2 separate regions of the Homo sapiens genome follow, and region 1 is linked to region 2. A link is a contact called in ENCODE POLR2A ChIA-PET data. All regions are on one chromosome and are shown on one strand. Each heading gives the region's core, a stretch centred on a gene start or an enhancer-like site at or near the end of the contact. The rest is flanking DNA. Distances are from core to core; before and after follow the strand shown.

Region 1 (2,914 bases), core at 230-2,729, 930 kb after region 2:
ACCCAAAAGGCCTTGGTACCTGCCTGGGTAAGGGAGTGAAAGAGGGGAAGGGATAATGGTTCAGCGTTTGAGGGCAGGAAAAGGTGGCACCACCGACAGAAATGGGCAGTGTGATCGGCAGCCAGATTCTTACTCACAGATTTGTGTTCCGCAGTTCTTTTCACAGCCTATCTGAAACCCATTTTTAAAAAAATTATCCTTCTTAAGTTATAAAGATTATGTTTGTTGTTTGAAAACGAGCTGCTGCTGTTGAGAGGTTGGGGAAAGAGAGGTAAACTTGGTTTCAGCCACATTGAGAGGAGGCAGCTGTGGACCAGGCACCGCTAAAGCAGGAGGGGACAGCAGTCTAGGGTCTCCAGGAGGGGGGTGGCCAGAGATCTGGTGCCCTGAGAGGCCCTGTGGGTGATGCCAGAGGCCAGGAGCAAGAAAGAAGAGGAGATGGTCAGAGGGATAGGAGGGAACTAAGAGGAGGGCGGCACGGTCAGGGATCATTCCCTCCTATTGTGAGAAGAGGTACAGGAGGATGAGAACCCGGGCCTGATGAGAAAGGGCAGTGTTCTCGGAATGATGGGTGTAGAAGCCAGGTAATACGATTACAGTTACTGAGGACTTAGGACATGGACCAAGTTGTATTCTAATTGGTTTAAATGCGTTATCTTATTTTGTGAATTTAAATTTTACAATAACCCTAGGAGCCGGGTCTAGTGCTGTGCCTATTTTACAAGGGAAATAGAAGAGAAGATATTATATAACTTGCCAGAGTAAGGAGAAGCTGCATTTCCCTCCTGTTGAAATTGCCTCTGGCCTGGCCCTCTGGCCTGGAGTCTCCCTGCCTTTGCTATGTGTCCAGTCCACACAAGGCCAAACCTGAGTGACCTAGCTGAGCAGAGCTGAAGTCACAGGAAGTGGCATCAGGATCAGAGCCAAGCCAGCCTTCCGGTGGGGTAAAGTGGGGTGATGACAGGAAGCACTTCCCCTGCCTTCCTGGAATTTGCCCTACTCTCTTAATGTTCTGTGACTTGAGGATTTGTCCCTGTTAAACCACAGTTGTCTGGGTCAGGCTGCTCACACCTTGATGCTGAATGAGTAGATTTTAAGAGGGTGTTAAGAGTGTGGAGTCCTCACCTGGAGAGAGGAAAGGAGTCACCGCAGCTTCCCACTTCTGCCTGGCACCCTTGATGTGTGAGTTCCTTCTCTTTTGCATCCGGCCACAGATGAGCTCCCAGGAGGGCCAGGCGCCCTATCAGGCATCTCCACAGATGGCCTCGATGAAGGGCATCGTACCGTTCTCGGTATTCACATGCAGAAGCTGAGGCTCAGACGGGAGGCACGGTCACCGCGGCACTGCCCGGTGTTGCGCAGTGCAACCTGGGGGCCGAGATTGCTGCCAGTCTCACTGCCTGCCCCAGATGAGGCCCTGATGCTCCTCTTCCTGAAGAGTTGAGTGTTGGACTGACTCAAGTCCATTTAAGGCAAAACCCCTCAGGGCCTGTCAGCCCTCGGGACTTGTAAGCCGCAGGGAAACCTTCCCCCTGCCAGGCAGAGGCTCATTAGGAGGCAGACCTTGCAGCTCAGCTGGGAGGAAACTATAGATAGAGCTAGTTGGTATGCCGTGGGGGCAGCCTGGCGTTTTGGCTGGTGTCTCTCATCCCTGCTGGCTTGCCCAGGCTCACACATATCTGGCTCTGTCATTGTGGCTCTAGGTGTCCAGAGGCCCAGGTCACTGACTCCTGGCATCACCACTGACCAGCTGTGTGACTCACGGAGAGCCACATACTCTTGGCCTCCTTTTGTGATTTTGTAGAATGACGGTATTATTACCTGCACAGCCCATTTCATCACGTTGCTAGGAGCTCTCAGTCAGCCAACAAATATGTATACAGCACCTGATATAGGCTAGGCACTGTTCTAGAAGCTGAAGATACAGCAGGAAACAAACAAACAAAAATCCCGGGCCTCATGGAGCTGATATTTTCAAGAAGCATGGGAATTGTTTGAGAGACAGGAGCTTGGATAAAGGGATGGAGTGTTTTAGACAGGAACAGAGCAACATGTGTCCAGCGCTGACTGTACGTGGAGATAGTTTACTTGCACAGCAGCTCCAAAGTGGCTGTGATTTTTCTCAATTTGGAAAGGAGGGGAGTGTCTGAGGGTTAAGCCAGTTGCTCGGGGCAACAGACCTAGTACTTGGAAGAGCTGAGACTGCCAGCCAGGGCTGCTCACCCCACAGCCGAAGGTCTTTTCTGCCCACTTTGCTGCCTCCTAGGTTAGGCCTCTGTCCTGAGCCTTTGTATGCCAGATAAGGTGTTCATTTGGTGGTCTGCAGAAGCCCATTTCATTTTCCCACACCCAATAAGCCTGTTCTCTTGGGTGCCGGCCCCAGAAGTCACAGTCAGCTGGACCGCAGCTTTTGTTGGCCCTGTGCTAAGGGGTTAGGAGCCAAGGCCAGCAGGTGACAAGTGACATCTGCAGTGACTTCAGGCAGCCCAACCAGGGTGGACAGCCACAGAACTGTGAATATGGCTGGGCACGCTGGTTCACGCCTGTAATCCCAGCATTTTGGGAGGCCAAGGTGGGCGGATCACTTGAGGTCAGGAGTTTGAGACCAACCTGGCCACCATGGTGAAACCCCGTCTCTACTAAAAATACAAAAATTAGCCGGATATGATGGCATGCGCCTGTAATCCCAGCTACTCAGGAGGCTGAGGCAGAATTGCTTGAACCCAGGAGGTGGAGGTTGCAGTGAGCCGAGATCGTACCACTGCACTCCAGCTTGGGCGACAGAGCGAGACTCTGTCTCAAAAAAAAAAAAAAAAAAAAAAAAAAAGAACTGTGAATAGAGTAGTCAAAGCCTTATTTGTCTTCTCCCCATGGTCTTCCCCCTGTCTCTGGGCACTATTTCTCTCACCTCCTT
Region 2 (3,210 bases), core at 556-3,055:
GAGGTGGGCTAGAGAATAGGAATCTTCGGATGTTCTCGGGCTTCCTGAGATGGACAGAAAGGGGGCTGAGAAAGGAAGGTGGAACCCCCCCATGCCACCAGGCACTTCCCGACACCTCCCGCTCCTCTTCCAGCAGTCAGGAGCGCGCGCTCCGGTGGGGCTTAAGCCCTGGAGAGTCAAGGGAGGAGAGACCCAGCAGGAAATGGGCCTGGGGAAGGGACGGTTCATTATTATTATTTTAAAAAAATTTATGTTTCAATTTATATGCAGACTAACCTTTTTGGAGTGTGGAGATCTTTGAGTTTTGACAAATGCATAGAGCCGTGGAACCACCATCAAGATATTGAGCAGTTCCAGGGGGCGAAGGGAGGGGGGGTTCGTAGTCTCCCCGCTTGTTAGCTGCTGCGATTGTCTGCGCTCCCACGGGCCGACCTAAAACAATTCTTGCGCACACGCTGAGATAAATAACGGCGACAGGTGGAGCAGGTGAGATTAGCAGGACCCGGGTTGGGCGCGGGGCGGGATCGGAGGCGCGGGGGAGGCCACCAGCCTCGCTTGCCAGCCTACGCCCCTCCCCGCGGGCGTTTGGGAGGAGCGTTCTCCGCACTCCTGCTCCGCGAGGGCCCCTTCGAGGCGGCTGAGACCCGAGTGCCGGACTCCCGCCGCTGGAGCGGGGCTCGGGTTCGGCAGCCGGAAGGAGGTGTGCCCCCGGGGCGCTTGGGGGCGCCTGAGGTCCCGAGGGGAGGCAAGATGGGAAGAGTGGCTAGCCGAGGAAAATGTGGGGTGACTTAGGGAAGCTCTGGCGGAGGGGTCGTGCGAGCAAACCTGTTGGCAACCTGTGGGCCGCGGCAAGGGCAGGAGCTCTCAGCGCGACCTCTCCGCCAGCTGCTCCGGCCCGGCCCCAGCACCAGACGCCTGGAAAGGGGCGGGGGCCTCTCGAGCCGGGCAGACAGCCTTGCAGACCCACAGCCGCGGCCCGTCTCGCGCGGCTGCAGGACCCCAGGAACCGCAGGCGCCCGGCCTTTCCCTAGGACCCCCGCTTCAGTCCCGCCTCCCCAAAGTGCAAAACATTTACGAAGTGTGCAGTGCCCTGCGGGCATGGGTCTCCGAAGCGAGCGGCCGTGTTTGCCCCGCGGGCTGCTGGCAACGGTGCACCCGGCTCGGCCAGCTAGTCTGGGTGTGCAAGGCTGGAGAACAGCGAGTGTGCGAGCGCGCGGCTGCAGAGCCCCCGCCGAAACCCAGGTCCCTCCGCCACTGTCCTCGGGATAGATGGATCCATTTCTGCTTTCTGACATTTTCCTGCTGGGCGGGGTTGGGGGGGAATGTTAGGGGGCGGAGAGAGGAAGAGAGAGAGAGGGAGAGGAGAAAGGGAAAGAGAGGAGAGGAGAGGAAGGGAGAGAGAGCGAGAGGGAGAGAGAGAGGAGAGAGAGAAGAGAGAGAGAGGAGAGAGAGAGAAAGAGAGAGAGAGAGAGAGAGAGAGAGAGAGAGAGAGAGAGAGAGAGAGAGAAAGAGAAAGAGAAAGAGAAAGAGAAAGGCAGGCAGTCAGCTTCCCCCAGCCCTGTTTTGTTTTCTCTAATTGGTCCTGGGGGAGGCGAGGAAATTGGACAGAGGCTGGGCCAGGCGAGCTGGGCTGCCTTTAATTGGCTCCTTTTTTTAACTGGAGGGGAATCAAACAGGAGAGCGAGCGACAACGGGTGGGAGAGCGAGAGACCGAACGAGGAGACGCGAGGAGGAGGGAGGAGGAAGAGAGGGAGGGAGGCGGGAGGAGCGCGGAATGAAAAGCTCGGAGGGGCGAAAAAGCAGCACAGCAAAGCCCAAGTTGCTGAGCGAGCGGAGCGCTCCCGCGGCCCGGAGCCGAGCGGCCGCCGCGCCCCGGAGCCCGGCCCGGCCCCGCCCGCTCTGGGCCCCCGCAGGCCAAGGCCGCCGGGCGGGGGCGGGGACGACCAACTTGGGGCGCGGCGTAGCCCCGCTCTCCCGAGAGCTCGGAGCCCGGGAGGGCTACGGCCGCGGCCAGACGGCGGGAGAGGAGCGCGGCGAGCGGAGGCGGCGAGCGGCGCCCGCGCCGCAGCCCCGGCCTGGGCGAGAGCGCGAATATTTTTCAAAAGACTCAAACTTTCCTCCTTTCCCCGTTTTCTGGGGCCCTTCTTGCCTGGAATTGCTCTCCAGATTCCCGCGGGGCGCCGGGCTGCTATTCTTCCCCCGGGTTTATCGGCGGCTCGGCTAACTTCACGGACCCGGGGACCCGCGGCGCTCGTCCCTCGGCCGAACCCAGCCCGCGCTGCTCCCCGGATCAGGAGGGCCGGGCCCGGGGCTGCTTCGCCGCCGCGAGTGCTTTCAGCCCGGCCCCCTGGAGTCGGGCCGCTGAGCCCACGGCAGCGGCCGCAGGACTGGAAACAGCAGATTGATTAACTCGAGCGGAGCCCCGGCCTCCCCGACTCCGCTCCGCTGAGGGGCGGCCCCAGTGCGGGGAAACGACAAGTTTGTCAGTCGTCCGTGGCCTGTTGGATCGAAGCGCCGCCTCCGCCGCCGAGAGGTCCCCGGCGCCTAGCATCCCGCGCGGACGGCCCTGGGTACCCGGGGCGGCTCGGCGGCCGGGCTCCTCGGGTCGGGGCGCTGGCTGCTGTGCCGGGCGCGCCGAGGCACCCGGGGCTGGGCCAGCGCCCCCTGCGTCCCCACGCGGGCAGCGGCCCCGCCGGAGGAGAAACACGGGTCGCCGCCACCTCCGCCTCTTCAGTCTCCTGGTCTTCGTCGCCGCTCTCTCTCTCACCTCTCAGGGAAAGGGGGGGACATAGGGGCGTCGCGGGGCCCCGGCGAATGCGCCCCCCGCCGCCTCTCGGGCTGCGCCGCCTCGCGGGGATGAAGCACCGGCCGTGAAGATGGAGGTGACCTGCCTTCTACTTCTGGCGCTGATCCCCTTCCACTGCCGGGGACAAGGAGTCTACGGTAAGAGCCCGCGTCCCGCTCCACCTTGGCTTAACCTCGCGCGGAAACTTTGCAAGAGGCGCAAAGTGCGCGCTGCCGGGGTTTGGTGGAGACCTCGACTCGGACTCTGGAGTGGATGCCCGCGTCCCCGCCCTCTCCAGGGCGCGTGGAGACCGAGCTAGCTGCTTCGGAACACAGGGGCCGGTCGTAGGGTCTGGTGGGAAGCCGGGATGTCAGGAGGAGGCACCCACTTTCCCACACCCTGCTAGAGGTGGGAATGATTAGGAA

Evidence for each region. ChIA-PET counts read pairs that join two places held with the same protein, here RNA polymerase II (POLR2A).
Region 1: POLR2A ChIA-PET joins it to region 2 with 24 read pairs in activated T-cell. The contact joins the enhancer-like site here to the promoter of MDGA1 in region 2. POLR2A ChIA-PET finds 5 or more read pairs at or near these places in 2 of 52 experiments (WTC11 and activated T-cell).

What each region holds. Positions count from the first base shown.
Region 1 is chr6:36,768,139-36,771,052 of GRCh38, reverse strand. All of the region lies in intron 10 of CPNE5 (copine 5), which reads left to right. Among named protein-coding and RNA genes, the nearest start is that of CPNE5, 70 kb to the left of the region's middle. RefSeq lists an enhancer at 1,854-2,385. Within about 2 kb of position 1,479, at least 15 of the 41 ENCODE cell types and tissues checked have a DNase peak (open chromatin) inside an H3K27ac peak, as active enhancers do.
Region 2 is chr6:37,696,478-37,699,687 of GRCh38, reverse strand. MDGA1 (MAM domain containing glycosylphosphatidylinositol anchor 1) reads left to right here and starts at 1,805. Exons shown (of 17, transcript NM_153487.4): 1 at 1,805-2,943. The coding sequence starts at 2,877. RefSeq lists silencers at 694-763, 784-853, 1,720-1,849, 1,870-1,939, 2,000-2,129 and 3 more and enhancers at 2,452-3,181, 3,182-3,210.